Regions from separate parts of the Homo sapiens genome. Here region 2 is linked to region 1. A link is a contact called in ENCODE Hi-C or POLR2A ChIA-PET data. All regions are on one chromosome and are shown on one strand. Each heading gives the region's core, a stretch centred on a gene start or an enhancer-like site at or near the end of the contact. The rest is flanking DNA. Distances are from core to core; before and after follow the strand shown. Region 1 has its middle 15 kb from the start of IFNG. Region 2 holds the start of CPSF6 (cleavage and polyadenylation specific factor 6).

Region 1 (5,814 bases), core at 678-3,177:
AATAATTAATAACTTCTCATAGCAGATACTACCTGCCTTGCCAACATCCTCTCAGCAGCCTCCCTCTCTCTTCTTACCCTCTGCCTGTGACTGTAACAGTTCACTATTCTTGGCCTAAGGGCTTCTTTCTATTTTCACATGAGGAAGACTGGAAGAGCTAGGGGTTTAATGCCCTGGGAGCAGTGCTCAGACAGTGCTAAAGATAGTCGCAGGATAGATACCCCAACTTCTTCGTCCCTTGGGCAGGATAACTTTGGGGTATGGGCTACACCATCACCCAGAGGTCTATAGTGGGCTGAGTCTCAGTTGACTACAGTAGCTCCCTTTGGGAACCACCCTGAACTGACTTCCTTCCCTTCCCTGAATCTCTTTGCCTCTTTTCTACTGGTGCTTCCTAGAATCACCACCAAAAAAAAAAAAAAAAAAAAAAAATCCTTGTCTCAAGCTCTGTTTCTGAGGTAACCCAACCTCAGTTTCTATATGTAAAATATTTCAATTTAACCTGAACAAATACGTTAAACATGAAGAAATGTACAAATACAACTTCTAAATCAGGTTACAAGGGAAAAAAACCCATAAAATGGAAATAAAAATGATGAGCACACATTGTGCTTGCTATATGCCAAGTATTATTCCAAGAGCTGCACATATAACTCATTTGAATCCCACAAAAAACCTGTGAAGTAGAGTCCAGAGACTTTAAGGAGCTTGCCTAGATTCACACAGTTTACACAGCTGGTAAAAGATGGAGCCTGGACTCAAACTCAGTCTTGCTCCTTTGTCTGTGCTGTTTGTTAACCATGATACTATCATAGAGATGTTTTAAAAAGGTGATTTATTAGTAATGACATGATATCATGAAAGTATTATGCCCAGTTATGTTGTTTATATGAATAGTGCAGAAAACGAATAACATTTGTTGTCATTATAATCTCAAAGAAGACAGGATCCTCATATAAACAGGAGCAGTTATGAGATAAACACATTTTTAAAAAATCCCTTTAAATGGATGTCAGTTCATGAAAGTGATTTGTCATTAATGTCCAACAGTGAATGACTATGAACAGCAGCTTTTGAGATTGGCAGTAACACAGCTTTTAGGAAAACAGAGGGCAGGCATAGTTTAAAGCTAACATCAGCATGTGTAATGAGGTATCATCCTATTCCCTATGTGGCTTGGGCACTAACTTGCAGCTGAAGAATAGAGATCTGTTTGGGCTTGCAGCCCTGGCTAAATGGCCCTGCTGGTTCCACCCCCCAGGTCTGATGGTCAAGAATTATTGGATACTTCATGTAAAGCACTCAGCCAGGCACTTTGAGATAGATGAAGAAGACTAAGAGGCAGTGTATACTCTCTAGGACCTTAAAACCTAGTGAGGAAGAAAAGCACATGAGGATAACTTGGACTTTTTTTCTTCTATGAGAAAAACATCTGGTAAGGTTATTCAGACCACTCAGCTTCATATGGATTTATAGATGTTGGTGCAATTTTTACTCCTTGGCTTCAGCTATTGAAGCTGTGGCAGCAGGTGTGATTACCTCAGAAGAGCGAAGGTGCAAAACAAACTCTTGAGGTCTTGGGAGCTCTGCAGGTGGTTTCCTTGCAGTTCTTCAAATAAAAGGAAGTCTAAGAGCTTCCTGACTCTGTGATAGAGAATGCTACCATGCAAGGCCATCACTTGAAGCCTTTGCTCTTTGCAGAGGCAGAAGCGTCCCTGAGTGCATTGAGACGCTGGGCTGAAGAGAGGAATGACATCAGCACCAGGTGGGGGAGAAGAGCGATTTCCTTTTTTCTCAGGGTGACCCACAGGAAGGACATGGGAAGTTAGGTCAGAATTGGCTTGACACCTCTGTCCTGGGAAATCCTATCAGGTGACTAAGAAGAAAACAACCCACCAAGTTACTGCTCTTTGCCGAGAGATGGAAGGCACCTTGGGGGAAACCCCTGACCACAGGCCAATAGAACAGAATGTTGTTAGTCTTGCTGAAAAAGCCAACCAGAAAAATACTTCTTCAAATTCACCTGGGGTGACAAGAAATATTTCCCATTCTTGGGTTCTTTCACTTTCCTAATGGAAGCATAGATTGAACACTTTGTGAAATGTCATTTAGATTTTCCCTCTTGTGATTGGCTTTATTTTTCTTTTTAGGAAAAAAAAGACAGAGTGCAGGGCATACTTTTTTTGTGGTTGATAGGATTCCTAATGCAACCATAAATATGACCAGCATATAAGTCATGATCTATGATTCTAATTAGCAAATGATGTTTCTAATTTTCAAATAGGACAAGTTATATATCATTAAGTTTTGGGATGCCTAATCTTTTTTATTCCATCAATTTTTATTTTAAGTTCTGGGGTACACGCACAGGATGTACAGGTTTGTTACATAGGTAAATGTGTGCTATGCTGATTTGCTGCACAGATCAACCCATCACCTAGATATTAAGCCCAGCATCCATTTGCTATTCTTCCTGATGCTCTTCCTCACCCCACTTCCCCAACAGGCCTCAGTGCGTATTGTTCCCCCCATGTGTCCATGTGATCTCATCGTTCAGCTTCCACTTGTGAGTGAGAACATGTGGTGTTTGGTTTTCTGCTCCTGTGTTAGTTTGCTGAGGATAACAGCTTACAGTTCCATCCATGTTCTTGCAAAGGACATGATCTCATTCCTTTTTATGGCTGCATAGTATTCCATGGTGTATATTTATACCACATTTTCTTTATCCAGTCTATCATTGATGGGCATGTGGGTTGATTCCATGTCTTTGTTATTTTGAATAGTGCTACAATGAACATATGTGTGCATGTGTTTTTATAATAGAACGATTTATATTCCTTTGGGTATACACCCAATAATGGGATTGCTGGTTCAAATGGTATTTCTGTTTCTAAATCTTTGAGGAATTGCTACACTGTCTTCCACAATGGTTGAACTAATTTACATTCCCACTAACCATCTAAAAGCATTCCTTTTTCTCTGCAACCTCACCAGCATCATTTTTTCTTGACTTTTTAATAATCACCATTCTGACCGGTATGAGATGGTATCTGATTATTATTTTGATTTACGTTTCTCTAATGACCAGTAATGTTGAGCTTTTTTCATGTTTGTTGGCTGCATGCATGTCTTCTTTTGAGAAGTGTCTGTTCATATCCTTTGCCTACTTTTTAATGGGGTTGAGTTTTTTTTTAATGTAAATTTGTTTAACTTCTTTGTAGACTCTGGATATCAGACCTTTATCAGATGGCTAGATTGCAAAAATTTTCTCTCATTCTATAGGATGTCTGTTCACTCTGATGATAGTTTCTTTTGCTGTGCAGAAGCTCTTTATTTTAATTAGATCCCATTTGTCAATTTTTGCTTATGTTGCAATTGCTTTTGGTGTTTTTGTCATAAAATCTTTGTCCATGCCTATCTTCTGAATGGCATTGCCTGGATTTTCTTCTAGGGTTTTTATAGTTTTGGGTTTCACATTTAAGTCTTTTATCCATCTTGAGTTAATTTTTGTATAAGGTTTAAGGAAGGGTCCAGTTTCAATTTTCTGCATATGGCTAGCCTATTCTCCCAGCACCATTTGTTAAATAGGGAATATGTTCCCCCTTGCTTGTTCTTGTCAGATGAGATGGTTGGGGATGCCAAATCTTAATTAAAGAAACTGACACATGTTTAGAGTTGCCTGAAGTTAAAAAAAAAAAAATTCTGTGCTGCAATCTAAAAGAAGCTACCCTCTTTGAAGAAGAAAAGAGATAAGAACTTTAGCTTTCTTACTTAGCTTTATGATACCCATTGCCTTTCTAAGTTAAAAGATTAGGAAAAAACCTTTAAATGCCAGTTACCACAAATTCTTTTGGAATTAGGGAAATGATAGCTAAAATTATAGCTAAAATAATCATGCAAGCAAATAAATTAAAACAAAAAAGAAAAAAAAAACATCAGAATGCAAAAAACAAAACAAAACAAAACAAAAAACCCAAATTAAAGTTTGATAAATAGCAAATAAACAGTGGCTTTATAGGTTTTTCAAATTTAAAAAGTCTTAAGAAGGCAATCCCAACAAGGAAGTATTATAAACATGAAAGGAATAGGTTTTTGGGCAATGTAAGTCTGAGTAGGCAGTGACGGTGTTTGCTCTAAAGCCATTAAAGTAAATTTAAGAATTTACTTTTTTTTTTTTTTTTGAGACAGAGTCTCACATTATTGCCTGGGCTGGAGTGCAGTGCCGTGATCTCGGCTCACTGCAACCTCTGCCTCCTGGGTTCAAGTGAATCTCTTGCCTCATTCTCCTGAGTAGTTGGGATTACGGGTGCCTGCCACCATGTCCAGCTAATTTTTTGTACTTTTAGTAGAGACGGGGTTTCACTATGTTGGCCAGGCTGGTCTCGGACTCCTGACCTCGTGATTCGCCTGCCTTGGCCTCCCAAAGTGCTGGGATTACAGGCGTGAGCCACTGCGCCCAGCCAAGAATTTACTTTATATGTAATACATGTATATATTTTAGAGACAGAGTTGCTTAGGCTGTTGCCCAGGCTGGAGCACAATGACGTGATCACAGCTCAGTGCAGCCTTGAATTTTTGGGCTCAAGCGATCCTCCCACCTTGGTCTCTTGAGTAGTTGGGACTACAGGCACAACACACCATGACCAGCTAATTAAAAAAAATATTTTTTTGATACAAGGTCTCAATATGTTGCCTAGGTTGGTTTTGAATTCCAGGCTTCAAAAGATCTTCCTGCCTCGGCCTTCTGAGGCACTGGGATTACAGGCATGAGCCACTGTGCCCAGCCAAAAATTTATTTTAAAATATGAAATATACATTTTTCTTTTTCTTTTAAAGACAAGGTCTCTGTCATCCAAGCTGGAGTGCAGTGGTCTGACCATAGTACACTGCAGCCTTTAACTCCTGGCCTCAAGTGATCCTCCTGCCTCAGCCTCCCAAACAGCTGGGATTACAGGCCATATTTCTTATTTACATAAAAGCTGTAGTCAAGATGCGAGGTTTCAGTAGCTATATTAAAATGTAAAATGGCTTAAACCTAATAGAAGTTTACTTTTTGCTCATGTAAAGTCAAAAATAGATGTAACAGAACAGGAGCTATCTCTTCTCTAAGCAGGACCAGGATCCTTTCATCCTGTGGCTCCACCATCTTCACCATCTTCAATACTTGGACTGTGAGGTCACTGTGCATGTTCGTATCAAGTTGGTCAACAGAGAAGAAACATGGAAGATGGCCCATGGAGGATGGCACACATCACTTCCACTCACATTCCATGGGCTAGAACTCACAAATAAATTTGATGAACAGCAAGCCAGCCTCTGTTCCAAAAGTCTTCCTAGACAGAATGTACATAAGCTGATTTAGTATCTGCACAGTCTCTGCAGTGATGCCTCTCTTTGTTGCTGCTTATTAAAGTGTTAACAGGATCAAGGATTGACCCAGAAATGGAATATTAAAAAGAAAGTTATGCTATAAATTCCACTGAGGGTTTTGTCATTTCAAGAGTGCTTCTGAATGTCCCTGTTGAGGTCATTTTTTTCTCTGTTTTGCCAAAAAAAATCTGCCCTCATTTTAATGACAATCTAGTTTTTTTGTTTTGTTTTGTTCTTTTTTTTTTCTTTTTTGAATCTCATTACCTTCAATATGTTTGGTCAGGTTGGATTGGTAAATCTGGCACATGGGGTTGCCTGTACCTCATCATGAAATCCAAAGGATACCTAGAGGGTCCTTCTACCAGTTTTTTTTTACTCAGCACTGTAGGATTAATGCCAGCAGGCAGTCAACTCATCCGTGTTCATTAGACTCACTTTCTAGGG
Region 2 (5,494 bases), core at 2,726-5,225, 1.1 Mb before region 1:
ACAGTAATATGTTGTACAAGTTTGTAGCCTAGGAGCAACAGGCTACACCATATAGCCTACATGTGTAGTAGGCTGTACCTTCCAGGTTTGAAATGCAAAAGCACTCTATGATCACAAATGACAAAAGCACCTAAGATGGACTTCTCAGAACATACCGCCATCGTGAAGCGACACATGATTGTAGAACAGTTTACTGTCATAAAAGTTAGCTAAATATAGTATCTCTCAAACTACCTTATTGTATGTAATATTTTCAGACCTCAGAACCACGGGTAACTGAAACCACAGAAAGTGGAACTGTGGATACGTGTGCACTACTGTATGTAGGTATCTCTCAGCTCCCCTACAGTGTACTCTAAGGGTAGAGACTACCTAAACTTTGTATCCCTCGTTGTTGGCACATAACAGACACTCAACAAATGTATTTTGAACAATTCAATCTTTTTTTTTTGAGACAGGGTCTTGCTGGAGTGCAGTGGCCCGATCTTGGCTCACTGCAACCTCTGCCTCCCAGGTTCAAGCGATTCTCCTGCTTAGCTTACTGATTAGCTGGGATTACAGGCAGGCACCACCATACTCGGCCAATTTTTGTATTTTGATAGAGATGGGGTTTCACCATGTTGGCCAGGCTGGTCTGCAACTCCTGACCTCAAGCGATCTGCCCACCTTGGCCTCCCAAAGTGCTGGGATTACAGGCATGAGCCACCACACTCGCGCTAAACAATTCAACTTTTAAATTATTTAGTTTTGGCCAGAATTTTAAAATCTACAATTACTAAATATTGGGCTAGTAATTACTACACTTGAGTATAAATGCAGTTTAAACTGAATTGATATGCTACTGTGAGACAGAATCACTTTCTTCTCAACTTCAAGTAATAGAGAGGTTTGGAAGATGTTCAAATTCCCCTTCCAGCTGTTCTCAGCTTGGTGACATCCAAAGACCTCTAAGAACTAAAGAGAACCCATAAGGAGTAGCCAGTCCCTTGTGCCTCCTCCCCCCTTCATTCTCCATTCTTAAGTTCACCTGGTGAAGAAAGGCACTCTATTAGAGCTTCACTAATTTATTATTCTCAATCTATCCCCAAATTAGTTTCTGCTAAGACTGTTGAATGCCTCACTTTTTTCTACTTCAATAGATGCAAATCACTTTTTGAAATAATACTGTGCCTTACCAAAATACAAAAAAGCTTCATAAAAGTATGACATTTAAAATAGAAGACTCAGCAGGATACAGACAAAAAATAGTAGAAAATGGAAATAAAGACTATCCCGAATTTCAAAGTATACAAATCCAATGAGAACTGCAGTTTACACTGGAAAACAAAGATTTTTTTTTTAATGTTTACAACAGCTTTGAAGCCAAAGTAAGTCAAAACTGGCTACTATTTAGTATTTTACTCAACGACAATAAAACAAGAGTTCTAGTCTACTATAGCAACTAGTAGAAATAAGGTCGCCAGCTAGTAAAGATTAAATCAGTTGTAAATTATTTTGTGGTTGCCTCTAATTCTGGTAAGATTTTGGAAAAATATTTCAATGACAGTAACATATTTTTAAAAACAAGATAAGCTCTGAAAATAACCAACTATCCTTTTGTGACCTTTTTTTTTTTTTTGGTACAGAAACTACCACAGCAAGAAGCGGTAATGTAAAAGGATATACAAATCAATCAATCATTGATTGGCCAATGATATGCAAAGTAGCAAAAACAATGCCTCTATTTATCCTCGCCATTAATCTATTCAAACATATAAAGATTTTACTGGTAAAATTATACAACTGTGTTAGACGTAATGCAGTAGGTACCTTATACAAATCATTGAAAACTTACATTTAAAAGGAGTTCCTCATTGGGTCCACAAAACTAATCTCTTTTTACCTCCTGCCCAGTCAGCACTTGCTACTGCACAGGGATAAGAATCCACCCAGCTATCCGGATAAGGGAGATGTCCCTCTCAAATTAAGTATGCAAAAGCCTAAAAATATTTCATTAAGAGGTACTGAAAAAAGCTTAACTTCTAAAATTGAGACCCAATTCTTCTTTTATTGTGCATAGAAAGGTGAACCAATGTATTATCTTGTAAGTAAAGCTAATAAAGGCAGTCTTGAACACTCAATCGTTGTTCCTTGCAGTTACAGCCCTCTTTTAAACGCAGTTATATTCATTTGATAAATAAAAGGAAAAAAATTTCCTAGAGGTCTTATAAGCGTTAGAACCTGTGTTGCACTCGAGGAATGTATCTGATTTGTAATGGACACAACTCAAGTATTATTATTTAAAACATAAGCACAATTTTAAAAACACAAAGATTTAAAAACTTAACCTTTGATTACAATGTATTACATTTAAACAAATCCAGTCTTTAACTGAATAGCAAACATTTAAAGCCAACTGGTATTTTTCTGTTTTCTAATATTTAAACCAGAGGCACAAAGTCATTCCTGAAAAATAAAACAGTAAAGATCTCTTGAGTTTCCTTGTTTTTTAAAAAGCCTGAGCAACTAGTCACGAATATGATGGTTAATGGAGGTGGGAAAACCACATTAGCCAGTAATATTTCATTAAACTTCTCATAGGGACCTGGGAAATACAAAAAAATAAGGCTTTTAGGAACATTGCAGTTAAGCACAATTTAATTGTTTTAAATGTGTTACTACATAAAATGCAGTAGATACGAACAGCAGGTTCAAACCTTAAACGTCACTAGCAACAAACGACATCTTTTGCAAGGATGCCCATTAACAGACATCACAGCCCCGCGTTACCTCTAAGCAACGTCGTTCAGGAAAACCTTGCATTCTCACTTTCGCTCAACCTTTCAAAAGGTAACACGGGGCCCGGGGGTGGGGGTGGGGGGATTTAACACTTTGTTTTCGAAAATAGGGTCTTATCTATAACTCTTTATTTTTAAACCACATCATAAGGATTTGGGGTGAACGTTCTTTCATTTTAATCACTATGAGATCTGTGGGTGAGCTAACATCTTTTTGTTCCATCCAACCATCGCGCTTCCAATTCTTCCTTTTGGTCCCCGGCCACTCATCTTCACAGGTATTTTCATCACAAAGGCCAACAACGACTGGGCTTCAAAGCACTGCAAGCCCTGGATTAATGAGGCAGGACCAGCGCACCGACTTTTATCTGTGGCTCCAAAAGTCAAAGGACTTGTTGCAAATGAGCCCGCACCTCAGTCGCCTTCAGAAAGTGTGAGGGGAGGAGGAAGGCGCCACGCCGAAACCTGTCGCAAACCCGAGAAGGAGAGCCCCGGGGACTGGGCGCGCGGGATACAAAGGGCCGTGAACGCGGCCTTCCATGAGGCGACAGTGCGCGGGCAGGGAGACAAAATGGAGCGATGGGAGGAATCGGAGCCCGAGCGGCAGCGGCGGGGAAGGGGCGGCGGCGGCGGGCACGCGCCCCGCCAGGGCTTCCTCCTCCGACCAGCGACGGGGGAGGGGGCGCGGCGGCGGCCAGTTCTCTCCGCCGCTTACACGCGGCCCCACCGCCCGGGCCTAGCGCGGCGGGAAGCGCCAGCCGGGTGCCGCCAACAATAGGGAGCGAGGCAGCGCCGGCGAGGGAGGAGCCGGCGGCAGCTGCACAGCGGCCCGCGTCCGCGCTCCGGGCCCCGCGGCGACTCGCCGCGCCCGCGGCCCGTGAAACGACGCGGTAGAACGAGGGGCGGGGGGGCGCCACGCCAGGGGTCGGCGGCGCGGCCCAGAGGCGGCAAGGGCGCACACTCTGCAGTCGCTTCGGCTCGCGGCCGCAGCGGGCCCCGGGTCAGCTTCCCGGCCGCAGCGCCGCCCGCGTCGGCGGCGGGGACCTGGGCTCTCACGTACCTGGTTGAACTCTTCGCCGACATCCGCGTAAATGTCTATGTGGTCCACGCCGTCCGCCATCTTCCTTCAGCCTCGGCCGCCGCCGCCGCCGCCGCCTCCTGCAGGTCTGCCCGCCGCGGCAGCAGCAGCGGATCTAGCGGCGGTGGGGGGGCGCTTGCGTCACTTCCGAGGCCCGAGGGAGGGAGGCGCGGGCGACAGGGGCCGGCCGGGGGCGGGGACTCTGCAGCCCAGCCGCTCTGCTGGCTGAGGAAAGGCTGCGCCTCTGAGGGCAGAGGACGTTTCTTTTGTGTCTGGGTGAGGCCCGGGAGTGGGGGCCAATTTTTTTGTCCTACTCGCGCATCCAGCTTAGCAGTGGGTCCCACCTGTTTCCACACACCGTCTTTTCACGTGGCCTCTGGCATACTCAGACGTTTTGTTAATATTTTCATTTATCCGTTGTTCTTATCTTTCTCACATCCAGGACTTTTAAAGGTGGAAGTTATATGTCCGTGCTTAAATGCAAAGTGTAACCCCCGGGCATTCTGTGAACGGCTTAAGACCAAAAACAATGTCTTGTTTCTGCATCCTCAGAGACCAGCAGAGTTTTATTTGCATCGTAAACGCTAGATACCCGTCAGTGGTTATCTTTGCATGCTGTTTATGTTGCCATTTCCATCTCTAATCTTCGTGGGCTTCTTTCCCCCCCACCTTCCTCTCGCATTCATTGCCATTCATTTTTTCTTCCTTAGATCTACAGTAGGTTGTCTCTGGCGTAGTTCAGATGCTTCTAACATGAATGCAGTCATCTTAGAGCACACCCAAGAGAGTGGAGGTATCTTGAGGCCAGGGGGGCTTCTCTCTCAGAATCCTAGAATGTCCCAACGGGAAGGGAACTGGAAAGGTGTCCTTAGGTCTAAACATCTCATTTTACAGAAGAGAAGACTGAGGCCTAATAGAACCTAAGTGATTTAACCAGGTCACATGGTCAATAAAGGTAGGAACATTCAGCCACGATACTTTACTCAAAGATGTCTCTCCAGTTTGAAACTTTCCCCTCCATTCTTAATTTCTTTTTCACTCATTAAAAAATATACTGTAGTAGAGCGTGTTTCCTGAGAAACTGGCCAGAAATCATTCATAGAATAACCCAAACAACATCTGTAAGGTTGGGCATCTCTAATCCAAAAATTTGAAATGCTCCAAAATCTGAAACTTTTTGCGCACTGACATGATGCCACAAGTGGAAAATTCCACACCTGATCTTATTTGCCAGGTCGCAGTCAAAAATGCAATCAAAACTTTTTTTCATGCACAAAATAACTAAAAGTATTGTATGAAATAATCTTCAGGCTGTGTGTATAAGGTATATGTGAAACATAAATGAATTTCGTTTAGGCTTGGGTCCCATCTCCTGGATAATTTATGTATATGCAAATATTCCAAAATCCCCTCAAATCCAAGCATTTTTGCATAAAAAAGACTCAATCTGCACTTGGTATGGTGGAAAAAGCATGGTTGCAGTCCTGGAGGCCAGTCTGGTGATCTGGGTACCCATTTCTAATCAGACATTTTATCAGCTAGATGACCTCAGTCAAGTTTTCAACTCTCATATTCAATCTCAGAATCTTTAAAATCCAAGCAATAATATCTACCTCACCAAGGTTGAAGGTTGGTGATA

Evidence for each region. Hi-C counts contacts between places; a loop is a spot of excess contacts on that map. ChIA-PET counts read pairs that join two places held with the same protein, here RNA polymerase II (POLR2A). Pooled maps may share reads with other maps.
Region 2: a loop to region 1 is called in a map of naive thymus-derived CD4-positive, alpha-beta T cell, with 4 times the contacts of the local background. The contact joins the promoter of CPSF6 here to the enhancer-like site in region 1. A Hi-C loop is called at or near these places in 1 of 168 maps with a recorded cell type or tissue (naive thymus-derived CD4-positive, alpha-beta T cell) and 5 of 50 pooled maps. POLR2A ChIA-PET finds 5 or more read pairs at or near these places in 1 of 52 experiments (activated T-cell).

What each region holds. Positions count from the first base shown.
Region 1 is chr12:68,171,809-68,177,622 of GRCh38, reverse strand. No RefSeq gene overlaps it. Among named protein-coding and RNA genes, the nearest start is that of IFNG, 15 kb to the right of the region's middle. RefSeq lists an enhancer at 1,656-1,715. Within about 2 kb of position 1,927, at least 6 of the 41 ENCODE cell types and tissues checked have a DNase peak (open chromatin) inside an H3K27ac peak, as active enhancers do.
Region 2 is chr12:69,238,050-69,243,543 of GRCh38, reverse strand. CPSF6 (cleavage and polyadenylation specific factor 6) reads right to left here and starts at 3,975. Exons shown (of 10, transcript NM_007007.3): 1 at 3,838-3,975. The coding sequence starts at 3,897. RefSeq lists enhancers at 2,659-3,238, 3,239-3,819 and silencers at 3,283-3,502, 3,653-4,152.